Linked DNA regions of Mus musculus: region 2 is linked to region 1. A link is a loop called in an ENCODE intact Hi-C map of the cell type or tissue named here. Cell type or tissue: heart. All regions are shown on one strand.

Evidence for each region. Peaks named below come from ENCODE experiments on the same cell type or tissue, not always from the same donor. Only the 100,000 strongest peaks of a DNase experiment are listed, where the experiment ranks them.
Region 2: a loop joins it to region 1, with 4 times the contacts of the local background. A loop is called at or near these places in 5 of 42 quality-filtered maps.

Annotation. Positions count from the first base shown.
Region 1 is chr6:36,401,515-36,409,514 of GRCm38, forward strand. The region is part of intron 2 of Chrm2 (cholinergic receptor, muscarinic 2, cardiac); the gene reads left to right. Among named protein-coding and RNA genes, the nearest start is that of Mir490, 16 kb to the right of the region's middle. In heart, no CTCF peak of the experiment used is centred here; a DNase peak (open chromatin) is centred at 3,727; H3K27ac peaks cover 1,411 bases.
Region 2 is chr6:36,450,591-36,458,590 of GRCm38, forward strand. The region is part of intron 2 of Chrm2 (cholinergic receptor, muscarinic 2, cardiac); the gene reads left to right. Among named protein-coding and RNA genes, the nearest start is that of Mir490, 33 kb to the left of the region's middle. In heart, no CTCF peak of the experiment used is centred here; DNase peaks (open chromatin) are centred at 1,071 and 4,671; H3K27ac peaks cover 2,229 bases.

The DNA.
Region 1 (8,000 bases):
TTCTTTTTAATAGCTGAGTAGTACTCCATTGTGTAAATGTACCACATTTTTTGTATCCATTCCTCTGTTGAGGGGCATCTGGGTTCTTTCCAGCTTCTGGCTATTATAAATAAGGCTGCTATGAACATAGTGGAGCATGTGTCCTTCTTATCGGTTGGGGCATCTTCTGGATATATGCCCAGAAGAGGTATTGCTGGATCTTCCGGTAGTACTATGTCCAATTTTCTGAGGAACCGCCAGACTGATTTCCAGAGTGGTTGTACAAGCTTGCAATCCCGCCAACAATGGAGGAGTGTTCCTCTTTCTCCACATCCACGCCAGCATCTGCTGTCACCTGAATTTTTGATCTTAGCCATTCTGACTGGTGTGAGGTGGAATCTCAGGGTTGTTTTGATTTGCATTTCCCTGATGATTAAAGATGTTGAACATTTTTTCAGGTGCTTCTCTGCCATTCGGTATTCCTCGGGTGAGAAATCTTTGTTCAGTTCTGAGCCCCATTTTTTAATGGGGTTATTTGATTTTATGGAGTCTACCTTCTTGAGTTCTTTATATATATTGGATATTAGTCCCCTGTCTGATTTGGGATAGGTAAAGATCCTTTCCCATTCTGTTGGTGGTCTTTTTGTCTTATTGATGGTGTCTTTTGCCTTGCAGAAGCTTTGCAATTTTATGAGGTCCCATTTATCGATTCTCGATCTTACAGCACAAGCCATTGCTGTTCTATTCAGGAATTTTTCCCCTGTACCCATATCTTCAAGGCTTTTCCCTACTTTCTCCTCTATAAGTTTCAGTGTCTCTGGTTTCACTTTTTAAAACGAATTATTTATTTATGTATAGGAGTATACTGTCGCTGTCTTCAGACACACCAGAAGAGGGCATCAGATCTCATTACAGATGGTTGTGAGCCACCATGTGGTTGCAGGGAATAGAACTCAGGAACACTGGAAGAGCAGTCTTAACTGTTGAGCCATCTCTCCAGCCCCTAGTCCTTCATTCTATGTTCTTGAATTCAACAAATCTTTAGTGATAACCAGAGATTTCATGTTCTAAATATTTTAAATCTCTCTGTGTTGTTCTTTTTGTTAGGGAGTTACCCCCCCCCCCACCCCCAGTTACGGTGTTATTAGGAACATGGCACTGCTACTTGCCATGATGTGGATCTTGCTAATTATTTTTCCACTATTATATTTTGTAGGAAATTTTTAAAAAATAATTTAAACAAAATATTGTTTACCCAGTTGTGGTGACTCTTCTGCTCCCCAGGGTCTAGCTGAGGAGTGGCAAGGAAAAGACATCACATACCCGTGTCTTTTCCATTTCTCTTTATTGCCTGATTTCCCAAGACTTGGCAGTCATGATAATGCCACAGTTTGATAAAAAGACTAAACACTTCAAGGAAAGTTTCAACTATGAAAGAATATGACCTCTGGATGAAAGGCCACATGTCTGAATTTGGCTTACCAGAGTCCCCATTTCTGTTCAGAAGCAAGATGAGTCCTGAGGGGTCATTTAGCATTTCTCTGGACTGTGACCCTTTCTTTATTCTCAGTCTTTAGTCAGATTGATGCAGTTTGATATCTTGATGTAGCCATTCTGGCTATTAGACATAGGATTTGCATGTGATAACTAATGATGTCCACACTAACTTCAACTTCACTTTTAGTACCTCACTGGGTCCTATGCTCATTTTCTCTGAATTTATATCCAAATCCATGATAAACACAGTTAAATTCTCATTGATATTGTCTGTTTTCATTAGAAGAAAGTTACTGCATAAGGGTAGGAAAATATTTTTCTCTCTTTTAAAAATTATTTTAATTTCCCTTTTTCTCTGCATTGAATCTGGTATCTGTTTCTAATCTTAGTACAGAGATAAACTCAATAAATACTATCTAATGATGATTTTTATGCCTTAGTCTGCCTAAATTCCCAAGATTCTTCCAACCCCAGTATAATTCTGTTGCTTCTATAACATTAAGTTAATTATCTTCTAAAATAATATGAGACTTTATAAAATTTCCTTTTGGGAAAAAGTATTCACATAGGATATATTTTTCCACATTGAAAACCAACACTCCATTAAGTTTCAGCAAAACTTTTCCTAGGCTGCCCTTGTAGGTAAATGATAGTATCATTGTTTAAGCTTAATCTATTCTGTCTTGAGCACATGAGCTTGCAACAGGACAAAGCTCCTGTGTGTGTATATTGCAATGGACAATCACATGTGTTGAAATAGCACACATTTCCCCCTGTTACAGGAATAGATTTGTATCATTTCTTTCTTCTACTTGACTGAGAGGTAAATGACCAAAGACAAATAGCCGTTTTGATCATGAAACTATACATTGTGCTGGATAATGATGAAATTGGAGCATTGGTTTGTTTATTCTTGCATTCACTCATTTAATAGATAATTACCAATCATCCACTTTATGAATAGAACTGTGTTTGTTCATCAACTAACCTAACCTCCACTCTGCCATATATCAACAGAGGAAGAAATACTAGTTTCCACTCTCTGTGCTGGGGCAACTTTATGTTTATTCATATCAGCCTTGCTATGACCTCCCATAGCTACAGAAAGATTGCACTACCTGTGAGGAGCCTTCAATATGTATTAGGAGCTTAGAAAGGGGGGATCCAGACAGCTTTCTTTGACTTTTGATCTAGATATGCCTCAAGCAGAATAAATTAGTGGTAAATTATACCAATCTTATATGTTTTATTGAAACTTTACCTTTCACCTCCATTTATTCACATTCAGGAAACCCGTGGATTTCTCATTAAGATCCAGTCTGATACCTTTATTTCACAGTTAAATCTATTATGAACAAAAAGCAGTAGTGGGTTTAAAACTCATGTTCACAGTATTGGAACCAGGTTTGAAGTATAAGAGTCCCAGCATTTCACCCAAACTCAACATCATCATTGGTCTAACTGCCTCTGTGAAAAAAAAAAAAAAAAAAAAAAAACAAACATATATGACCACTTCAAAAAGTAGGTGGTAGCACGATAAGTGAACAGTTTTGCTTAGTTTTGGTTTGCTGTTTGTTTTATTTGCTTGTTTACACAGACTTTGTGTAGCCTGAGCTGTCCTGGAACTCACTCTGTAAACTAAGCTGCCCTTGAACACAGAGATTCATCTGCCTCTGCCTCATTCTTGCTGGGATTACAGGTGTGCATAGTGAGCATTTAAAAGCCAGGCTCCCAACCGAAAGGGTAAATGAACTTTTTCATTAACCTACATTCAATTCTACTTTTTTCGTTTGCTTTCTCATTTTATAAGGTCACCAGGAGACTCTGTTCTCATATGTATTGCCAGATTTGAAAAAAAAAAAATCCATGCAGGATCTTTAGAGTGAAGAAAAGACAATTTAGGAAGCCACATTTTTATGTCATCGCTCCTAATTATGCCAATGGATTTTCCTTCCAACTTACCATTACTTCATCCTGAAGCCCCAATAGCTATACATGTATTCAGTCTGTCATAAATCTTTTTAAGATGAAATATCAGTCTTTTATTATTTTTGTTTTGTTTTGTTTTCTTTTCCTGTTGGTATTTTTGTCTGCTTTTATCAGGAGAAGGAGAGAGGAGACATAATTGGTGGTGAGTTGTGGAGCTGGTGTTGTCTGGGACACTGAATATCTCATGGACCTGAGAAATTCAAGGGGAGCTGCCAATGTGCAGCAGCCCAGACCACTGTCACTCTCACTGGGAACGCGATGTGCTCCTGGAGAATGCTGGGAAGGTACTTACTTGCAAAGCTATTTTAAGAGGTGTTTGGAACAGTCAGAGGACAGGGAAATATAGGCAAACATGTCAGAGAGGCCTAGTTTGTAAATACTGTATTCTCTTCAGGGGTTACTCAGTGGCAAAATCAAAGAGGATGTCTGTCTTGCCAAGAAACAAAGCTGCTTATCTCCGCCTGACGGAAATTCCACCCTAAAGAGAGTATGAACATTAAAATTGAAATGCTTTGCTGAGTGAGAGGAAGTCAGCTCTTGTTCGTTTGCTTTGTGTCTTTTGAATAAGACTTCTCCCAACTTAGAGACTGGTGCCATTAGTGGATACCAGGAATCCACTAGAAAACAGATAAGATTTTATGTTCAGAGAAACAAGAGGTGGAAAGCTAATTTGCCTCCATCTCTTTAAGAAACATTTCATTCATCTTTGTATGGGCCCAGAGGGAAAGGGATTTGGACAGAAATGGCCATTTTTTCCTTGGCAAGTGGTGAGTCCATGACAATGGATCAGAGGAGAGACAAATAAGTCCCCAGAGTATTCTGAATTCCTGGTTAGTGAAAACCCAAGGCTTCTAGAAAATTGGGACAGGCTTCTGAAAAAGACAAGTAGGTCTTAGAAGCTCTCTTCAATTCCACCTCTACCTCAAAAATAGCCTAAATCTCAGAGGCAGCAAATGTATCCACATACAAAGAAGATGCTATCCCTGCCCCTTTCACCCATACCTTGAAAAAAAAAAAACCCAACTCTCATGTCAGTTTTACTTTCCTTTTTTTGACACCACATTTGAAAATCCATTTGTATCTCCTTCCATTATTTATCTACTTTACAGAAGACAGACGCAGGTGCTCTGTAAGGGATAGCTATTCTTGAACCAGAAATAACTGTGACTCATTTGCTCTTCAACATGTATTGCTCAAAAATTATGTGCATCTAGATTCACAGCTAGACATCTAGCTTGCATATAGGGTTCATTATAATTCTAATCCTTGTAGTCTGTCGTAGGAGATAAGGTAAGAAAAAAACCCCACAAAACATGGGTGTTGTGTTGGGGAATTTAGGATTCCTGAGATCACAAAGGATTCACAGCGATTAATTCAGTTGCTCATGGTTTAATGACAGCACTAACAGGTCAATTGGGCTTCAGTGGATTGAAAGGGAGAAATAAGAACCCGTCAAAGAATGTAGAGCACGTGACAAATTTTTTAAAAAAAGGAACATGCCAAGTTCTGCATATATATGCAGAAGGAAGGTAGAGGGTACATCTTCTGAAGAGTCAGTGAGCCATTCCAACATTTATCTTATGCATTGCCATGTGAAAAATCTATAACCAATCAAAAGCGTTTTGTACAGGTCACATTACTTCCCTATTCTATTTCATTTGAAAGTTACTGAGTCGAATTATAAGAAAAGTGTGTAAAACCATTGTGGAGGATGTTAGATTAGTCAAATGACATTATCTAGCTCATACTTAGTGTGCTAAGAAAGAGTAGACCCGCAAAAACATGAAATGACAGTTCTCTATTCATCTTGAATTTCTTCCTTCACACCCTCAAATACTCTGGACTCTGAGAGAACAGCAAGACTAGTTCATTGCATATCTCCAAGCAAGGCACTGAAGAAAACAGAAAATTATCTCACTGTGTCTGTTTTGTCTTTGTAGGCCCACAGAAGCTTTCACCTCATGAGAGCTGCTTATTAAGTAAAACAAAGCGAGGGAAACGCAATGGGCCAAATCACATTGCTCTAAGGGATGAATCTCGCATCTCTTCTCTCAAACAGATGCTGAATTGGTAGCGCACGTTGGGTGATATGACAAGTATACCATTTTCCTCTGTGTTGGATCCATTCTCTCTGGATATTCTATTTGTAGACTAACTGTGACTTACGTACATCTGCTAAAGGAAGCCTTTACATTCTGAGATAGATTATATATCCACCATCTTAGCTTCCCTTTGCTTATTTTAAGTGTGGTAATAACAAATTGAGGAAATATAAAATTGCTAAGGTAGTGTTACATGTCCCAGCTGGGTTGGTGCAAATAAGAATGAAGTGGATTCAGCTCGCATTCCATCGTATTTTCATCTAGAATGGGCACCATGTCATTGCCAGGATAGTACTGAGCTAACTTATTTGGAATAAATCATCTACCCAGTTAGGGAGAAGTAAACTAGTAATTATCAGCTTAAACTTTTATCTGGACTAACATAAACTTCAGGAAAGATACAGTTATATAGGTAACTTCAAAATCTCACTGACCATGCCTCTAAGAAAACCAAATAACCAGTTGGCAGGAAAGACCAAGTTTTTACTGTTTGATGCCTGAAAAGTAGTTCTCCTTCAGGGTGTGCTTAAAACTTTTGCTATGACTTATTATTACTATTATTATCAATATTAATATTGATTATTTTATTTGGAAACACTGTGAATTCAAATGTTTGTTTGGAAAAGTAGCTTGGAGAAGCTTTCTCTGTCAGGAAGGTGTTTGATGACCATCCTTCATTCAATAAATAAAACCAGCTTGGGTATCTTTGTGAAGGTAAAACTGAGGGGGGGTTCCTATATCATTTCAATGAATTTATTGGTTCTTTTTTTTTGGTTTTTAAAATTTTTTTATTAGATATCTTCTTTATTTACATTTCAAGTGTTATCCCCTTTCCTAGTTTCCCTTCTGAAAATCCCCTATCCTCTCCTTCCTCCCCCTGCTCCCAAATGCTCCAACTCCCATTCCTGGCCCTGGCACTCCCCTATACTGAAGCATAGAACCTTCACAGGACTTAGGGCCTCTCCTCCTATTGATGACCGACTAGGCCATCCTCTGCTTCATATGCAGCTAAAGCCATGAGTCCCACCATGTGTTTTCTTTGATTGGTGGTTTAGCTCTGAGGAGCTCTGGGGTACTGGTTAGTTCATATTGATGTTCCTCCTATGGGGCTGCAAACCCTTTCATCTTCCTGGGTCCTTTCTCTAGCTCCTTAATTGGGGACCGTGTGCTCCGTCCAATGGATGATTGTGAGCATCCACTTCTGTATTTGCCAGGCACTGGCAGAGCCCCTCAGGAGACAGCTATATCAGGCTCCTGTCAGCAAGCTCTTGTTGGAATCCACAATAATGTCTGGGTTTGGTGGTTGTTTATGGGATGGATCCCCAAGTGGGGCAGTCTCTGGATGGTCGTTCCTTCAGTCTTTGCTCTGAACTTTGTCTCTGTAACTCCTTCCATGGGTATTTTGTTCCCCCTTCTAAGGATTCTGAGCTTCTGGACTAATATCCCCTTATTAGTGAGTACTGCAACAAATTTCTCCTATCAGCCAATAGAGGATACCTCTGGAACTCCAGGTAGACTTTACTTAGCTCAAGGCCATTCTCTTTTGATTCTTGGTCTACTGTGTTTATCCAATGGGTCTCTAGTGAGAAGCCCAAGAGAGGATGCCTTAGAATAGGGAGGAGCTCAATGATCTTCTTCTCAATGTCTGCTAGTACTACACATCCCTTCCCATGTCTGCAGGTAACAGAGGCACAACTCCCAAAGTGAGAATATGAAGCCTGAAATGGAGCAGTTGACATTTGATATGTGGCGTTAGAAGGTGTGAGAATTTGGTGAGAACTATTTAAGCAATTACATACTTGAGTAGAATTAATGTTTTTCAAGTCACACTAATCACCAGCTTTCAGTCTTCTAGGGGAAAGATCTCTGTGGTAGAGGAGGACTGTTGAGAAATGAGATATTACCGTTTCCTGCTAAGACTTTAACAAGACCTATGCTTCAGTTATTTTTTTTATTAATGTGAGATATGAGTTGTTTTATATTATGGTCATATCTTGTTAATAAATGAATCAGAATCTTCCAAATAAAGATTGATGCAATGATATTAATTGAATGTAATTATATTCAGTACCTAGCAAGCTTTATTTTGTTGTAGTCCAGGGCTCAAGTCCAGGGAATGGTGCCATCCATTTTCATGCTAGGTCTGAACATGTCAATTAAGAGAGTCAAAAAATCTCCCAGAGACATGTCAGTGGGCCAACCTTATCTAGATAATCCCTATTGAGACTCTATTCATAGGTAAGTCTAGGTTATGTCAAGTTGACAATTTGAACTAACCATTGCATAGGTGATTTATGATCAGAATCATGATATTTTAGGTCCACTTCATAAGCACTGTGATACTATACACATGGAGTTTACTGAAATTGCAACCACAGTTTATAATGACACAGATTCAGATGAAACATCCTAGTGCATTCATTTGATTTATTT
Region 2 (8,000 bases), 49 kb after region 1:
CCAAGCTAAACAACCACAGCATATATGCAGAGGACCTTGCTCAGACCCACACAATCTCCTTGATTTCTACTTAGTCTCTGTGAGCCCCTGTGAGCTCTGCTCAGTTGATTCTTTGTGCAGTGTTCTCCTGGTCTTCTCAACCCTACTGGCTCCTACAATGCTTCCTCCCCCTGTTCCCCTGGGCTCCCCAAGCTCTGCCTGTTTAGTCATGGATCTCTGCATCTGTTCCCATTAGGTGCTGGAGGAGCCTCTCCACTGATGACTTGGCCAGGCACCGTCTATGAGTAGAGCAGAATATCATTAGGACTCGTTTCATTGGTCTGCTGATTTGCTTTGCTGTCGTTTGTGTTCTTCCCAGTACTAAACTCAACTTCAAGTAGATCAGGGACCTTGACATAAACCATGATTCTCTCAATCAGATAAAGAACATAGGTCCATGTTTCAACTTATGTGAATAGGAAAGGATATTCTGAAGAACACCCTAGTAGTGCTATCAGTAAGCTCAACAAAATTTCAGTTGTCAAAAGGTCATTATTTGCTAAATTATCAAATGTTAACAATAAACTAGAAATGAATATAAAACTGATAAAAATGAATATAAATACTTATAAAACTGTGAGGGATGTTAATGGCAACATAAATATGCTTTTACTTATCAGGTTTCGCTCAAAGTTAGACTGTTTTAAAGACAATTTCTCCATTAGTTGCACTTTACATGTAATACAATTCTAACTAAAATCTCTTTCCAGAAAAAAAAAATGACACCAAGCCATGACTTGGGAGACAAAAAACAAAACAAAACAAAACAATACAAAACAAAACAAAACAAAAACAAAACAAAACAAAACAAAGACAGACAGAACAAGGATTAGGATACATAGATTATGATTTATTGGGGACTTATCTACACACATATATCTTGTATGCAGCAAGATGGGAGTGTACTCATGTTTTTGGTCAGAAAGAGAGAAGCAGGGCTTGCTTGTATAATGCTGTGGATAAAAGTGATTTTGCCCTGGCAAGAAAGTACCAGGCTTATCTTAAACTTGTGCCAATGGTATTCTGCACATTCCTGGGGACTGTTGGTGTCAGCACCAGGTCATTAATCTCCACACACTACTCCAGTGATTTTACTTATTTATAGTATGCTAGGAAGTTATGCAGGGAACTTGCCCAGGATCATTCAGGGCAGTCAATCATTAGACTTTAAAATGATTCTTGCCAGGTCAGGATGGATCCTTATGATCTCTACTGGGAGTTTTCATGGAGCTCCAAGCAAATTCTAACATTTTGTATAAGACTAACAGGCCACAAAACCTAGAACTTTCTTCTAGAAATTAAGACAATTAAAAAGTTTTAACAAGTGAGGCCTTATTATTTTATTCAGGGGCAAATTGATGAAAATTCAGAATTTAGAAACACTTCGGTGCTTAGACTGAAAGCTATTGCCTTATAAACAGTGAGAAGTGTGGATTATGGGAGAAGTTGAATAACATAAGGTCTAGAGAAGGCACTAGAATTGACGTGAGCCAATTCAGGAGATTTAATGATGACTTAAATTTGAACTGCATTTTGTTAATTAGTAGGAATTAATGGCAATCTACTGGTGAAGCTTAAAGAAGGATAAAGAGAACACTTTCAATTACTGATACTGAAATATGCAGATGGTTTCTGAGCTCTGGATTCTCCTCTCAGGAAGCAGGTTGAAGCTGTTTCAGATTGCACCTTGCTGTCTGCATGCTAAGAAAACCCTGCTCTGCACTGTTTGCCTTGGGGACCTCATTCTGCAATTCTATTCAGTTTTGTTTAGGGCAGGGAGTTGCCTTCAAACCTATATACCTCTATTATTACTTTTATTAAAAAGGAAATGTTTAGACTTCACATAACTGCTTCTCTGCTCTGGGACTATAAAAACTCCACGTCAATTATTAAGCTCCTCAGCCCACTTTCTGTTTCAGCTCCCTGGAAAACCAATTCTTACTGAAAAGGAAGGTAAACTGAGGCCTCAATCAGAGCCTCCATGATCTCCCTTCAGTGACATTTACAGTAAGGATCCATATACAGAGCTTCTTCCAATTGTCACTGCTGTTTCTATCTTTGAGAAAGTGGTACTTGCTTTAAGAGCATATGATTGCCTGGCAGTGGTGGTGCAGGCCTTTAATCCCAGCACTTGGGAGACAGAGGTAGGCAGATTTCTGAGTTTGAGGCCAGCCCAGCCTACAGAATGAGTTCCAGGAAAGCCAGGGCTATACAGAAAAATCCCCTTTGAAGAAAAAAATAGAGAGCATATGGTCTTTAATATGGTCTTTCACAAAGACAACTCATGTGGAACAAAACATGAAACTTACGTTTCATAGATACGTTTGTGATTAGGTGAGTTATAGATTTTCCATTTAGCCACATCATACATGACTGACTGATATTCCCTAATATATGAAGAGAAGTATTTTTCCAATATTGTGTATTCTCCTACCAAGTAAGTAGTTAGCTACAAATACTATTGGAGGGTCAAAATAGTGTTCTTTGCCTTTTAAACACTTCAGATTAAAATAAGTATCTCTTCATGTTGAGATGAGGAGAGCAAAAGGATTGTTATGGAATGTCTCCGAGTCTCTGCATCTTCATGCTCAGAAAGTTACATCACAATGTAATTAACATTGTTTTGTAGCTGAATTTAATGGGTGCCTAATAACCACCTACTTACTAGACTACTAGTTGGCTTTAGAAATTACTTAGCATTAATGATAATTCAAGCTACCAAGTAGGTAGGAACAAATTATTATGATAGGGCACGATAAATTACACAGAAATCACTTTGGGCTGTCCTTTCTGTGAGTGTGGTGGGTGGCTCTTTATGACTGAGTTCTATAAAAGAGAAGGGACTGGGGTGGGGTGAGACTCAAGTAATACAGATCATGAGTAAAAGCATAATTTTCATCCTGTGCTTTCACTATTGCTTTTGTTTTCATTTCTATTTTTTCTCTGGAGTGGCTACAAATATTTTGGCACTACCTAGGAGTAAGAAGCTTAAGAAAATGAATTATAGTTTTTCAACATTTTAGTATAGGTTATAAGGGTATGGATAACATCTAGCCCTCCTCCTTTGCTTGTTTTACCTACAAGTCCTTGAATTCAGAGTGTCTGTTTGTAGCTGCAGACTTTGGGCTGCTGTTCTCCTATAATCAGCTCTATTTCAAATAGATCAAGGTCACACATGCCTTCAAGTCTCAAGATAAATCATTTCTATCAACCTCTCAACATGAATAGAGCTTCTTATAAGCACAGTGATTTAAACCAGGAGTGCATTGTGCACTTTTGCATCCTGAATACTAATGTACTTGGCATCTTAGTTACTTTTCTATCATTTGATAAGAGACCATGGACATACAAACTTATAGAAGAAAGTTTATTTGGGGATTACAGTTTCAGAGAGTTAGCATCCTTGCCAACATGGCATGGGGGTGGAGCATGGTAGAAGGTATGAGGGCAGGTATAGTGCCAGAGCAGTTGCTAAGAGGTTACATGTTGAGACATAACCAGGAGGGAGGGAGGGGGGCAAGAAGGTGAGAGGGACAGAGAGGGAGGGGGGAAGAGGGGAAGAGGGAAAGAGGGGCAGAAGGGGAGAGGAGGAGAGAGGGAGAGAGGGCTCACAGTGGGAATGGCTCAAGAGCAAAGCCCTCCTCCAGTGACATACCTTTTCCAAAAAGACCATGCATCCTAATCCTCTGCAAATAGTTCTACCAACTGTGGTCTAAGCATTTTAATAGGCAAGCTTGTAGGGCCATCCTCATTCAATCAGCACACCTGTGTCTTCCCATCTCTAGATCTGATGAGAGCTTTTGTCTGAAAAGCTTTGATACTTTCCCTTTCTTTCCTTTTTGCTGATTCATGCTGGGGTAAAGAAGATGACCATAGCTTTCAGCAGCTTCATGAAATTTGGTAATGTGGTGACATATACAGAGTTAGGGGAATTCCAACTCCTACAGCACCTTTCTCTCTTTGATCTTATGTGTGATCAAAATTGAATATAAGAGTTAATTTGATCTCTAAGGATTATAATATGCAGACTCTTTTTTATCAGTTTTTGTTTTTGAAATATCAACATTGCATATTGCAAGAGCACATAGGTTTACAGTGCAGATATTAGAGTAAATTTGTCATTTGGCTGTCCGTGTTATTTAATAAGCTAAAAATAGAGGAGGCGGGGACCATGATTACATTGGAATTCAGCTCCCAGAAACAGTGTGAAGAGTATGAATTTATATTATGTCGTTGTCAAAAAACAACAACAACAACAAAACCCCCAAAAAACAAAAAACAAGAAAACCCAACTGCTTGCCACATCAATTGGTGTTAAACACAGCATCTGGTTCAGTATAATTAGGTTTTCAAGGAAGTTGATGAGAAAGCAAGCCTCATGCACTTATCCAAATGGAGAGGTGTAAAGAGTTTTCTTGTGACTGACATAAATATATGCAATAAGCTTGAAAAATTGACAATCAGATCTTGAAAGATTTTCATGCTTTGGACATCAAGCATGATGGCTAATTTCACCTAGGAAGGGAGTGTGGGGCTGGAATCTCCTCTTGTCTCACAACCCATGTGACATGACTTGCTCATAATCTGAGTGTCCTGAGAATTTGTCCCAGATATAAACCAGACTTGAGATGGCTGGCTTCCAACAGAAGTGCACCAAAGCTGTCTCTAGACCTAGCAGAGCTGTGAATGCCACTGTATCCTTGGGCTTCATGGATATCAAAGCATGGGGGGGGGGGGCAGTTCTGGAGTTTGGAATGGGAAGGCTAAGTAGAAAGGGAAGAGATGCTCTACCACTCTCCTTTTTTTCAGGCTCTAAACATTCTCTGATTCCAGTCTAGACCTAGCCATTGCATAAAAAGCACTGATGATGTAGTCACCATTTAAACTGTTCCTATTCTATCAAGATAATTAGAGTTGATCACTTTCTAACTTTTACTTAGGAAAATGTCTCCTTTTCCAATTGCATTTAGAAGTCCTTTGCTAATTTCGGTCCCACTTGGCCATCACAGCCACCAAACAGCTTGTCCCCATGAGACACAATACTGACAGAAACTGTCAGTGGGGTCCCCTTAGAAGGCAAGGCAAATCTGTTGACGCGTTTCCTCTAAGAGTGGTTTAGCTTGGCTACAGAAAGAAAGATATAAAAGAATTTTATATCGTCTTTTATGAAGTCATGCAAGTGCAGAGTCGTTTAACTTGCAGTTTCCTTCTCATTCTTATTGGACTTAATGATAGTAACACAGTCTTGAGTTAAGCAAATCTGGATCAAATTCTAGATACCATGAGTTCTTTAAATTAGGTGACTGGGGGAGTGAAAAACCTCCAGTTTCACTAACCCTGTGTTTACTCAAGCAATAAGCTGTGGATGGCAAATGAAGGAAGGATACACACAAAGGCTTATCATGTCAGCATCCTGTGCAGATGTTATTGAGTTTCTTCTCTCAACCAGGATTAGGAGGTGGAAATAGCAAGAGAATAATTTTAGTTCAATAATTTGACTCCAAGAAAACTAATTAAAATAAGAATAGCAGATCTTACTATCTGTTTTCCAAGCAAAGAAAAACAGAGCTTAATGGAAATTAAATAATTAAGAAAGGCTATACCACTGGTGCACTGGGAGGAATAAAACCCAAATTTTAGACTGTTTTAAATGATCAGGGGACCAGTGAAATGGCTTAATTGGTAAACCATTTGGTGTCCGAGCCTGGAGTTCCATTTCTACATAAAGGTAAAAGGCTTTTGTTTTGTTGTTTTCTTTTTTGTTTTTGCTTTCTGTTTTTGTTTGTTTGTTTGTTTGTTTGTTTGTTTCTGGACTCCACAGAATTGTTTTCTGACTTCCACATGTGTACTGTCACACGCACACACACACAGACACACAAACACCAAATATATTAAATAAAAATTAAATAATTAGATGAGATTTCACAAGAGAAAGACTGATTGTGATAAAACTTAAATAATGTCAAGTATAATGGAACTTATATGAACAAATTTACAGCCAGTTTAAAAATTATCTCAAAGTAAATATGGATAGTATATCAGTGCTGGTCTTGGGTGCATTACTTACTGTGATTTATTTCAAGCTTGGTTTGATGACTCAAATAAAATCAACAAAATAAGAAGAAGAACTTATAGATAATAATAGCTAGGTAGGTAAGACTGTAGGATTAGACATGTAGATAACAGCAGTGGGTTTAAATGATAAACAAAATATAACTAGGCAACATTTAAATTAATAAGTACAGTATGGTACACGGTTTGAAAAAACAATAAACAAATAGAAACAAGAAAAGAAACTTTATATTGCAGACACGAACGTTTGTAGTCTGTTGCATTGACCTTGCCTGCTGGGGACCATGGGCCAGATCTTCCTCTACTGGTGCCCTGAGCTAGTAAGGAGGCCTAGGGTGAAGGCTGAAGTACATTCCCTAAGCTGTGATGGAGACCCAGTGTTAAAGCTGTTGGGGACCAGGCTTGGACCAGGCTGAAGCTCATAACTGGCCAAAGTGCTCAGAACAAGTGATGTGGCAAGCTGAGTCCTAAATAGGACAATTGCATCACTTCCTGCAAAACTTAAGGGACATGACAAAAGAGGAAGTAGAAAGACTGTAAGAGGAGGAGGATGGAAGGATGTGAAGCAAAACTATGACTTCTGGATATGACACAGTGGCTGTGCACTCATGAACTCACTATAGCTGAAGACCAGTGCTGCTACCCAAGACCAGTATAAATCAGTGTTCTACCACGGGTGAAGGAGGGGCCCATGAGGTCCCTGAAGTGCTATTGCAATTAAAGGTCAGGGTGGGAGCACCAGGTTCCTCAGTGCTATAACCACTGATAAGTTATGGTCCACATATGTTTGTTCACGAAATGCCAGTTAAACCTGATGGGCTGCGTACTTTTGACATGAAAGTAGAAGAGAGACTTGTTGAGAAGGAGAGAGGCAGGAAGGAGGGAAAGACGTGGAGAGATTAAAAAACTAAAACTCATAACATAATTAATTTTTAAAAATTGCAGTTAAAAAACTAAAACTCCTTAAACTGATGTAAAGAACTATTAAACAGTAAAAAAAATTAAAAAAATTGAAGGTTATATCAAAGTTATTTATATTTAAAGCAGAATAAGTGCATCAAAGGTGTAATTCTGATGGTGATGATGATAGTGATGAGGGTGGTGATGATGATGATGTAAAGGCAGATACTCCATCACATGTATTGCCCTGTCTGTGGCAAATTGTTCCCACAAAAGAAGTCTTACCTAATGGTCACTATAGAATTAGATGGCCTGGTTAATTAGGGTCTTTGTAATTGCCTTCTCATTGTGTGAATTGGGGGAAATTATCTCCACCCCCTCATATTATTATGTTTATCAAAGTGGAGCTAGCAGTGTATGGGTTACAGAGTTATTATGAGGTGTAGAGTCCTATCTAGACGCTCACAATGCAGCCTGGTCCAAAGCGAGTTAGCCTCCACAGTTATCATACGGTCATCACTGTTTGTATTACTCTCCATAAACTGTGGAAAACACAGCCAAGCTATTTCCAGAGGAGGCAGATGCCTTAAGCAACAATGCACAGCTGTTTATAGGACACACATGGAGTGTTACCTCATTCGATAGTGTCTGTGCTTCCTCCATTCAAGAGCTCTGGGCCTTAGGTACTATGGCTTTGATGTCTCCTGTGAACATCCTGAATGAGAGAGAACCAGCTGTCTGACAGACTTCTGCTTGTTTTTTCTCTTTTCTTTTTTCATTAGATATTTTCTTTATTTACATTACAAATGTTATCCCCTTTCCTGGTTTCCCCTCCAAAAACCCCCTATCTGATCCCTCTCCCCCTGATCACCAATCCACCCACTCCCACTTCCTGGCCCTGGCATCCCCCTACACTGGGGCATAGAGCCTTCACAGGTCCAAGGGCCTCTCCTCCAATTAATGACCGACAAGGCCATCCTCTGCTACAC